Linked DNA regions of Mus musculus: region 1 is linked to region 2. A link is a contact called in ENCODE Hi-C or POLR2A ChIA-PET data. All regions are on one chromosome and are shown on one strand. The core of a region is the stretch at or near the end of the contact, and the rest is flanking DNA. Distances in the headings are between cores, read along the strand shown. Region 1 overlaps Ift140 (intraflagellar transport 140). Region 2 holds the start of Cramp1l (cramped chromatin regulator homolog 1).

Region 1 (5,967 bases), core at 3,375-5,874, 48 kb before region 2:
TTACACTGACAACCTAGAGACTCTTACTTGGAATCATTAGAACTTGTGTGTGTTATGTCCAAATACTCACTGATGAAAACTCAAAATAAGGAAAACTTCCATTAACTGAAATTGAGTTGTCCTTGGCAGTCTTGGAGAGAATTTATCAGGGGCCTCCTGAAGGGGTTCTGGGTTAATACACTTCTATTTTGAATATTTCAAGGCCAGCACAACCTCTGGAAAGGTTCGACCATCTCTGTCCAAAAACTTCCCAACAGCTGGAGGCCAGTGGAAAAAGCCAGGGCAGTGAGGGTAGTGGCCCGGGGCAGTTTGGAAGCTCCTCATGCCTCCCAGGCTGCTTTGTCCCTTTGGTATCTGACTATCACTCTGACGGGTCTGTTTTGCCCAAAAAGGAAATGCATTTGGCCTGTTTAGACTGTTTCATTGACAAACAGTACAGAGAGCAGCTATGTGCCTTTCTTCTATCACACTGCTAATTTTAGAGCTGGGTTTTTTCCTGTGCTTGGGTCTGTTTTAAAGCCAGGGAGAGACTGTGGGGCGCCAGGATGTCCTGTCACAGGACGAGGAAACGCCTGCTATTACCTGTTGTCAAGCTAACCCGAGTCCCAGTGCTGGGTCGAGGTGGGTGGGTAGCGGGAAAGAAGATGCTAATGAAGAGAGGAAAGTCTGTGGAATTGACAGAGGAGGCTGAGAACCCTAGAACCCAGTAGAAGGAACAAACTGAGGGGAGGCAGCAGGCTCCCCACCTGCCTGTGCTCTCAAGTGCTATTAGCCCGACATCTCTGGGCACCAGTACCATGTTCAGCACAATCCTGAGTAAGAACTGCAGCTCTGAGGGACCCTTGCGCAGCAACATCAGGGACAGCTGTGGTAAGCTGCTCCTCTCATGGGCTGTCAGCTGTCTTGTGTGGTTTTACCCTTATAGGTTCCACCAAGTACATGCAACAGCATTTCCAATATCTGCTAAAGACTTTCCAAGCCTAATTTTGCTTTACCTAGAAACTGGAAAGATTCCTTCGTGACCCTTATACTCCATGTGCTCTCAACATTGTTCACTCAAACTCCACTCCAAATTTCCCCTGGGAAAGCAGCTGTGTTTCTGACAGGGAGACAGGTCCTAAGACAGCGAAGTGCCCACCAAAGTCCTGGGGAGACAAGGGGGGAGGTGGCTCTGGCTGTGACTCTGTTACCACCAGGCAGTTCCACATGGGCTGTCTTGCTCTGTCTGCTTTCTTCTCTCCCCATTCTCCCTTTCTTGGCTCTCTGTGGTAATTGGCACAGCACAGGTTTAAGAAGGCCAGATGTTCCCACTAGCTCCTCCCCAAGAACCAGCAGTATGATGATTGGACCATGCAGATAGAGCGCACAGAACCCTTTGAGCCCTGTGCACTCGCGTCCCCGGAAGGAAGGTCCGGAATGAGAAGCTGGCCTGAGTATTTGGTTCTGATTGTTAGGTCTGAGTGCTGTCTTTGGCCTCCCCATAGAAGTCCATGCTACGGAAGGTGCTGTGCACAGCTCCTGCTCTGCTCTGTGTGCCCTTTCTACTTATTCTGTCTCTATTTCTCCTCTTCTCTTTGCCGCACCATTTTTTTAATGGTGCTAAATAATGAGCTGAAGTTTCCCACACATTAGCAAGCACCTTACCACTGAGCTGGATTCCCAGCAGCCCTTATTTCCTTTATTATGTAGCTCAGGTTGGCCTGCAACTCACCATGTAGCACAGGTACAGGAAAAGTAGCCCTGACTAGGTGAGGGTAAGCGCTCTATAAAGGCAATGAGCTTGTGTGGCCTCTGGCTCTTCGCTGGCACCAAGCAGCACCTGGAGCAGTGTAAGGAGCTAGGGTTGGTTCACAGCTCTGCTTAGGAGGTGCCTCAGCCCTACATGGATGTTGAGGACTTCCAAATTCTTCAGGTCCCAGTACATGCCTGGAATGCCCTGTTGCCTAAGGAGCCCGCTATGAGGGCATTGCACACCGGGTCAGGCTGGAAGGGCAACACGATGCCCTTCGATGTGCCTGTGTGTCACTACCAATCCATGCAAGGGCTTATGGCATCTTCCCTGTGGAATGCCAGGCTTAGGAAGTTCTACAGTTTTGTTCTGGGAGCCAGAGAGATGGGAGCTGGAGGTCTTGGAAGAGTGAATGTGTAGTCTTGAAGGCCATGTTCCTTATCTGCATTCTCCTTTAAGAACTCCTCTTCTCTCCCATTAGCATTATAGTTTATATAGCCCATTTCCAAATCTCTTTGGACAATGGCAGTATATAGCCAACAAGCAAACCAATCGAACAAACAGCAAACAAGAAGTCCCAAGCACAGCATATGGTGCCAATTTGTCTTCCTGATGCCCAGAGATGTCCTGGGAAAGGTGGGTTGTGTAAGCTATTCCATAATTAATTACTTTACTCAAAGCTACCTTCATGGTGGAATCTAAGCCTGTCTCTTCTCCAACATGTATGTATGTATGTATGTATGTATGTATGTATGTATGTATGTATGTATGCATGGTGACTTTTGCAGCTCAGACTTTGCAAAGCTCACTGACAAAGCATTACAAACCAAGTCATGCACTATTAGACAGTGGATGTTAGCACCACCAAGACGACTTTCAACACTGGGCTCTGAGTTGTTCCTTAGTTGTTCTTGGCTCAGCCAGTTCTGAACCTGGTCAAATATTGCCAGAGGCCAGGCATGGTGGCACATACCTTTAATCCCAGCATTTGGGAGGCAGAGGCAGGCAGAGGTTAAAGGTCAGCCTGGTCTACAGAGCAAGTTCTGAGTTAGTCAGGGCTACATAGGACTCCGTCTCAAAACAAACAAAGATGCAGCCAACCTTCCCCAACAATAATAACTCCCCTTGTCCCAGACTTCCAGAGCTTCTCCTGTGTCACGAATAATGGTTTCCTTCATCCTTTCCTAGTAACTGTAAGTACTTTTGATTAGGCTTTGCTCGGTCGGGGTGATTTCCTTTTCTGTCTTCTTTATCTGGTCCTCAAGCACCACCCTGCTTGGTCCTAGGTATACCTTATCTCTCCTCCCCTTCTTCCTTACCCAACTGAGCCATTTGGGAGCAATAGAAGAACGTGATCACCCGTTCCTCAATGCTACGGATCCTTCTACTAGAAAGAACCATTTGGATAAAAAATCAGGCTCATGTCCTGTACTGCCGAGTCTCCTTACACAAGGGATTGAACACTATGATGGAAGAGGTAGAAGTCTGGTTTGCTCGTCTTCCCTTATTACACATGCTGGCTACACATGCTGGACATGCCAAGGCTGGCAGTGTCTGCAACTGACCCTTTGTCAGGATGCATCTTAGAAGCCGGTCCTGTTCCCTCTAAGGCACCAGCACTTTGCTTGCTCAATTGCCGAGGAGCACCAGAGGTCAACCCCAGTGTCTTTCCTCTGATGCCACCTGTGTGTATGTTTGATAGTCATTCCAAAAGGGAAGACTCTGTGACAGAAGCTTAGGCCCCAGGAAGAAGGCAGGAAGGAAGAAAGAGAGGAAAGGGGCGCTCTCCACTGTGCTGGAATTCACACCGCCCTCCGCTGGGCTGGCCGGAGCAGAGGAAGAGGCTGTTTGCTTTGGCAACGGGACTTCATAGAGATGGAACTGATCCCGTGTGTGCAGAACAGAGCACTCGCTGAAGCACTCACTTCCCTTCTGGAGGTTTCTGGACAGGCTGATTACATCACTGAAAATTTGGGGGAGAGAAGTCTTCAGGGGAAAGGACACGGAGGAGAAAGGGAACCTAACTTAGGGGGGATGAAAGTAGGATTTCTAAGCCAACCTTGGCCCACACTGAGGGCCTTCATCCATCCTTTCCCAAGCACAGAGGCCCCACAAGTAGAAGCTGACCTTACTTCAGAATAATGTCTGTAGTACACGATGGATGTGGCGCCTTCTCGTGGCGCCTTCTCCCAGAGGCCAGGGTCACGTGGCGATGCAGTGAGTTCACGCAGCGTCACACCTCTGCTCTCCCACGGTTTATCTGCTTTTTATTAATGACACTGAATAACGGGGTGATTTCTTCCTATCATCTCTTAGCCTATACCGTCCTATCTGTTGGTTCACGGCAGGTCTTGGATGGCAGCCAACTGTGGAGCTAGAGGATGCTAAGAGCTATCTATGCCTGTTACAATGTATCAGGCCCCCTCTTTGTAGGACTCTGCCCCTGGGCTGGCCTTGGCTCACCTAGGTCCCTTGCTCAGATTTCCTGTAGGGCTCCATATTGGGAATGGGCAGACTATTCCATTTCCCCTTTCTATATGCGTTCTAACGTGGTCAAAGCTGACTGACAACTGAACTGAAACTTAAACTGATCAATACCCAGAACGAGTGATGTGTCAACCATTTGCTTTTGTTTTTTGAGAGAGGGTCTCTCTATGTAGCCCAGGCAGGCCTGGCACTCACCTTCCCATCTCTGCCTCCCTAGCTCTGGGATTGTAGGCGGATGCTACCACAGCAATATCTAGTATGAGACTTTAGTACATAGTTATGCTTTGCTTTTTTCACAGAAAACCACCTAGACTTTCCTTTCTACTTTTTTTTTTTAATATGAAAAAGCAAGTGAAGTGCAGCCTCTGACTTTCACTCCAGTGGGAAAGGGGAGACACATGGAACTCAGCCAGCCCAGCCCCAGGCAGGCCACATGCTGCTGGGTTTCCATGACTACCGATGAACCAGGTGAAGGGCCGTCCAGCTCACTTTTCCTTTGTAAAGTGTGTATCAGTCAGGCTCCATGTTTATGTATGTGTGTGTGAGTTGGTGTGTGTGCATGCCGTATGTACTTGTTAGTGTGGCTGTGTGTGCACATGCCTGTGTGGTGCCCTGAGGTCTATATTAGTTGTCTTTCCTCATCATGCACCTTTAGTTTTGAGACAGGATCTCTCAGTGAACCTGACGCTCCTCGATTCAGCTAGAGACTAGTGACTGCCCCTTGAGCTTCAGGATCCACCGGTCCCTCCCTACCACTCCCCACTGAGGTTGGGTACAGATATGCACCACCATGCTGAGCTTCATTCATTCATTCATTCATTCATTCATTCATTCATTCACTCATTCATTTGGTCTTTTGAGATTGGGTTTCTCTGTTTTAACTCTGGCTGTCCTGGAACTCACTCTGTAGCCAGGCTGGCCTCAAACTCAGAGAGATTTGCCTGCCTCTGCCTCCCAAGTGCTGGGATTAAAGCCGTGCACTACCACTGCCCAGTTTTGTTTTGTTTTGTTTTCTAAACATAGCTTTTGTGGGGGCATCTTAATTTATGTCTTCATACTTGTATTGCAGGGTTTTGGCCAACTGAGCCATCTACCCAGCCCATATCTACAGTTTTTACTTTCCAATTTATACTTTCAGAACATAGAGGGCTCTACAAGGTCTTTTATGCACATGTCAACTTACATCTCTTTAATTAACTCATCAACGGGATGAGTGCTCTTTCATCTTCTCTGTTGTTCCTGGAAGTAGATACGTCTTCTGAAACTTTAGTTTGTGTGCATAATAAATAATATAGCTAGTTATGGAAAGGTCTGGATCCCTTTGATGGAGCTGTAAAGTCGCCATCCTGGAACAAATCATTGGCCACCTATGAGCGCCAGTGCTAATCCCTCGCATGGTCCTTGGGAATCTTAGCTGGGGGTGGCTTCAGTCTTGTGAGACTAATTCTGATCAACTTTAAGATCAAAGTAGCTGGGCAACGGTGGCACATGACTTTAATTCAAGCACTCAAGAGGCAGAGGCAGGCAGATCTCTGAGTTTAAGGCTAGCCTGGCCTGCGAGCAAATGCCAGGTCAGCCAGGGCTACACAGAGAAAACAAAAACAACAAGACAAACACAAAGCCCTACAAGGTGCCAGCCGGCTCCTCCATGGCCTTTACTCAGCAGGGGCAGCGGGGTCACAGCGGAGCTCAGGCGGGCATGCCCTTTCCTTCTTTTCCACAGGCTCACACCAGCCTATTCGGTTTCCCAT
Region 2 (5,140 bases), core at 2,262-4,761:
CCCCTAGTGACTACGCGCAGAATTACAAAATGGAAGCAAACCTACAAGGACACGTAGCAGCTTTAAAATGTTTCTTAAATGAATGCAAGCCAATTCATTTGTTAGAGATTATTCTATTAAGGAAAACTATAAAATTAGAAGCAAAAGATTAAACTTGGCATGACCCACGGTGTGCTGGAAAAGAAGTAAAATTCATTGCTATCAAAGAGAGAACTAAACAGAGAATGCAAGTAGCAAGTACTGAAACGGGGGGAGGGGGGTGGTGTTTCAAATAATTCTTGATCATTCTCATTCGATAAGTATCGTTTCAATGTACACAGATACTTTCAAAGAAAACATTAAAACAAAATAAAAGTAAACTACCCATCAAAGAACATCTCTACAGAGAAAAACAGCGTTCAACTTCATGGAAACCAAAAAGCCCAAGAACGTCTTCTAGCTACGACTTAGTAGAGGACAGTCAGGACCACCAAGCGACAGTGATGGGGGAGAGGCTGCATTTAATTTGTTGCATGGGCTGGAAAGATGGCTTTGTGGTTAGGAGAGTCTTCCAGATACATGAGCTCAGTTCCCAGCACTCACATCAGGCAGCTTCCTCTGGGATCTGATGCCCCACTGGCCTCGCCTGTACATATACACATTAAAAGTAAGCCAGCTATGGTGGCACAAGCTTTCAATTCCAGCTCAGAAGAAGCAGAGGTCCCTATGTGTTTGAGGCAAATATGGTCTACTACAGTGAGTTCCAGGCAGCCAAAGATACATAGTGAGATCTTGCCTCAAAATAAGAAAAATCTTTTCTTTTTTTTTTTTTAAAAAGGGCAACATGTCAACTTCAGTATGTCCATTTTATACAATGTTCTAACTATTCATTCTTTCTTTCGCTTGTGCTTAAGGTTTTTTTTTTTTTCATTCATTTGTTTTGTTTTTTCAAGGCAGGGTTTCTCTATGTAGCCCTGGCTGTCCTAGAACTTGCTTTGTAGACCAGGCTGGCCTCAAATTCACAAATATCTGCCTGCCTCTGCCTCCCAAGTCCTGGGATTAAACGTATGAGGCACTTCTGAGCACAGCACTTATGCTTTAAAATGAGAATTAGCCAAATAATTAAAAAGATATTAAGTCAACTTTAGGAAGCTGATGCTCACACACACACACAAAAGTTATTTAAAAATCTGTTAATGTCCTTAGATCAGGAACAAGTTTCAAGTATGTAGGCCATAAAACAAGAAAAGGCCAATTTCACTTTTTCCAGTCAACTGATCCTCATTTTTATACTGAGTATTTTTATATTCAATTATTTTCAGAGGTGAGTGCCTCCATCATGCCAACTCTTAGGAAAGCAGGTCAAATTCATTATGCCCAAGGAGTCATACTAACAAGTAGGCTTAAAGACAAGATACTCCTTTTAGAGTCTCTTGTTCAACAAGAGGATGGGTTCTAAAGTAGCCTTTCGGGATAGTGACCAATGATGTAAAGTTTAGCTCTCTGGGCCAGAATAAGATCACTAGCTGCATCATGTAGACATTACTGAAGGACAGTGTAGTTCAAGGTGGTCCATTCAGGTCATGTTATCTTTACAAGCCACCCAAAGATTAACCAAGCAGAGGATTTTGGCTTTTTTGTCTTCCCCCAGCTTCATACTAAATGCATTGGGGGGCGGGGGGGACTCACGCCGCAACTCAAAAGTCCAGCAGGGGGCTCTAGGATTGTGCAGAGAGACAATGTGAAGCCAGCACACAGAGAGGAACCGAGAGGGTCCTGGCAGGTCATCTCTAGGTCCCAGGTCGATCCCATCCCACCTCTTGCCACTCCCCGGTCCAGCCCCAGACCCCTCTGCACCTTAGGTATAGGAATCTAACTTCGCCAGATTCCCTGTGCCTCCGTGTTGCCCGGACAACGCCGGTAAAGAAAGCGGAAGCAGTCGAGGGACAGCCGCGCCTCCGATGCCTCCCGAAACGACCACTGGTGACTTGCGGCGGAAAGAACCGAAAACAGTCGGTACCTCCCGGCGCAGCTCTGAGTCTTAGGCCCACTTTAGGACCAGTTTGGGTTTTCCGCTGATGGGTGGGCCAGATCTATTTGCTACTCGGGGCAAGCTGCGTCAAGGCTCCTAATACTTTTCTCCCCGAGTTCATCCTGCCTACCCCACGCAGGCCATCAGTCGGCACCTCGCGGAGCTTAGTTGCATTGCATCGGATGGGGAGGCGCGGCTCGAGAGCTTCTCTGGAACGTTCTGAGTACCGGACACCGCCCCGGCGCGTGGCGCGTTGATGCCTCGAGAGACCGCTGCAAGCGGTACTCAGCAGAGGCTTGCAGCAGCTAGGCACAGGGTTCCCTGGGTGACCGTGTGCACTTTAGCCAGTGTTAGCCAACGGCGAGTGTCGCTGAAGAGCAGGCGCAGTAGCACGGTCCACGCCAATGAGCCAAGGGGATAACCAGAGGCGGGGACCTCCTGCAAACTGGGATACTTTTTTCAAACGCCACATGCATAAGCATTAGAGTTTTAAAAACACATTTCCTTATCGCTTCGAATAGGAAAAGTGTTAGTGGACTATGCTACGATACATTTATGGTCTTAAACCTGTTTTCAAAGTGCAAAGTCCCCACCCGAGTTCCCGCGCGCTTCAAGACGCCCCGCTGAGGCGGTGATTTCTTCTCACGCATCCGTCAACATAGTCTCAGCCAATCACAGCCAGCACGCTGATCCTATTGGCTGTCGGTTGGCCAATCGGAAAAGACGCATGATCCGCAAGGGCGCGAGGTTGCCGTCACAACACGCCCCACGTTGCGGGCCCGCCCCTGTACATCGTGCGGGCGCGCGCACGTAACGCCTGCTGACCAATGGCAGCCTAGCTGGTTGGGCGCGCCCGCAGAAAAGCTGGACGTGCTCGTCTTTTTTGCGGGACGTTCGCCCCTCCCCGCTCCGGCGCCGACTTCAGGTCCCCGGCGGCCGCCGTAGCCGGAACTGTTTAGAGCGCGGCGTCCCGGGTGTGGGAGGGCGAGTGGCGGCTGCACCGGTGCCGTCAGCCCTGTTAGCCGCGCGCCAGTCCACGGAGAGGTCTTGCGAAGGGGAACAGTGCTTGGTGACCGCGCCTGACACCTGACCACCAGCCCGGCGTCGCGGCTTCGCCGCAGCCGGAGCTGCCGGGCCCGGTCGGTTCTGCGGAGGCCCGGGATCCGGGAGCCAGGCTGCCGGGAAGCGTGGATGAAAAAGGTGACCGTAGGCTGCACTTGGGAGCCTTCGGGATCCGCGGAGGGGCCGCGGTATTCGTGGGCTGCGCCGCGTGCAGCCAGCGGTCAGCTCCTCAGGAAGGTGCGAGCTTCTCCCACCCGAAATGGGACAAAGGGTGTGGAGCCGGGACGAGGCCCACAGTGCCCGCGCCTCCCACGGTCAGGAAGTGACGGGTTTCGGTGACGGACTCCTATGGAGTCCACCGCCTCTGGGGAACGACCGGAATGTGCCTGGGGACAGGGCCCAGCGCGCCGGCGAGTGGGTCCTGTTGGATTGATGCATTTTGCTTGGTGCTGTTGGCAGTGCTGGTTCTGGGAATGGGTTTCGCTCCCTAGCACAATGACAGGGTTTTGGGAACCGTGGTGAGGGGGTTAAAAGTGAATAGGTTCGAAGTCTTGTGCCATAAAATCATTTAGCGTGGGGTTGTGTCTTGTGTGGTTCTGTGCCAGGGTTTTCTTAAGGTAGTATTTGAAAGATCAGTGCCAAACAGGAAAATTGCACACCGTTTTTGGCAGCACCATTTTATGGTGTTACTTCGAGTTTTACATCTCTGTCTTTACCTTCAGTCTGTTTCTTTGTTATCATTGGTACCTTGCTCTGTCTGCTTTTCTTTTTAAGTGGAATGTTTTCAACAGTTATGTTGGACCTAGCGTCTGCTAAAGAACGGAGTGTTTCTCTGTCCTGCTTCATCATGTACACAGCCTGTCTTAAGATGTTGGAATGTACCTGAACTTTAGTTTATTCTGAGTATAATTTCTCCTAGCTACAGATAATTATTATTTTGCTTATCGATATCTTATGACAGTGGTAGAAGTTAAAGCAAGAATTTTGTTGTTTCCAGAATTGTTTACATAGTTCAGTTCCTATTCTTAAGATCCGACTGGAACATAACAGTGTTTGCTGTCACTTTTCCGGTGTTCTCTAACCTGTTCTATGCAACAGGCTTTGTTGAATGAGAGGTGTAGTCGGGCCATCTCCCTCCTGGGAAGGTTTCCGGAGTGCAGAGTCTCTCTCTTGCATGCCAGCTTTGGAGGGAGCGGCAGTTTTGGCCTATGGAGCACTAGGGGCTCGGAGGGCAGCGCGGGCCGTTGCAATAGGCAGGTGCGCGGCTTGATCGCGCGTGGCTCGGGAGCAGAGGGGAGGCACGGGCAGTGCGGGGAGCGAGGCGGGATCAAGCTGGGGGCCATGAGCTGCGGCTCCTTGGGTTAGGTGGTGGCGGGACGGCGGTACTGCGGGACCCAAAGCGCAGAGGCCAGGTCATGCTGCCGTGCCTTCCGTGGCTCCGGGCTGTGTTGGTCTACCTGGGTTAGGGGCATCCAAGGGCGGGGCGGGGTCCCGGTCCGGTCGGGCTCAGCACTCTGTGGGCCCTCGGGCGGGCGGCGGGCGGCGGGCGGCGCTGGAACAAACAACGGCCGCCATGTTGGGAGGCCGGCGGTAAACTTCTGCCTGCCGCCCGCCTCACCGCTCCTCGTCTCTCTCGCCGCAGGATGACAGTGAAGTTGGGCGACGCCGGCAGCGGGGAGGAAGGGCTCAAGAAGCTGGGCAAGCGGACGGCCGATGAGGAGTCGCTGGACGGAGAGGGGCCCGGCGGCGCGGACGCGGCGGACAGCAGCAGCACAAAGAGGGACGGGCAGACCCCTCGGGCCTCCGGAGCCCCCGCGCCACCCAGAGGGCTGCCGACCCCGTCTCCACCGCAGGGCAGCCCCCAGGACCAGCACCATTTCCTAAGGTCCAGCGTGCGACCCCAGAGCAAGAGGCCCAGGAAGGACGCACCCTGTGCTTTGGGCAGTGGTGGTGCCAGCGGTTCCGGGCCGCGAGGAAAAGGTAGGGACCTATCCTGTGGCGTCTGACAAGACCTCCTCGGGTGGCACTTGCAGGGGCACGTGCCCCCTTCCATTCCTTGGAGGCTGT

The links. A loop is a pair of places that touch in the nucleus more often than their neighbours do. ChIA-PET counts read pairs that join two places held with the same protein, here RNA polymerase II (POLR2A).
Region 1: a loop to region 2 is called in a map of heart, with 11 times the contacts of the local background. The contact joins the enhancer-like site here to the promoter of Cramp1l in region 2. A Hi-C loop is called at or near these places in 3 of 37 maps with a recorded cell type or tissue (all heart). POLR2A ChIA-PET finds 5 or more read pairs at or near these places in 1 of 5 experiments (Patski).

What each region holds. Positions count from the first base shown.
Region 1 is chr17:25,062,135-25,068,101 of GRCm38, reverse strand. All of the region lies in intron 18 of Ift140 (intraflagellar transport 140), which reads right to left. All of the region lies in intron 2 of Tmem204 (transmembrane protein 204), which reads left to right. Among named protein-coding and RNA genes, the nearest start is that of Tmem204, 16 kb to the left of the region's middle. Within about 2 kb of position 4,624, at least 2 of the 3 ENCODE cell types and tissues checked have a DNase peak (open chromatin) inside an H3K27ac peak, as active enhancers do; they include heart, where a contact is called at or near this core.
Region 2 is chr17:25,013,601-25,018,740 of GRCm38, reverse strand. It overlaps Cramp1l (cramped chromatin regulator homolog 1), which reads left to right and starts at 3,511. Exons shown (of 21, transcript NM_020608.3): 1 at 3,511-3,614; 2 at 4,716-5,053. The coding sequence starts at 4,717. Ift140 (intraflagellar transport 140) reads right to left here and starts at 2,655. Exons shown (of 30, transcript NM_134126.3): 1 at 1,837-2,655.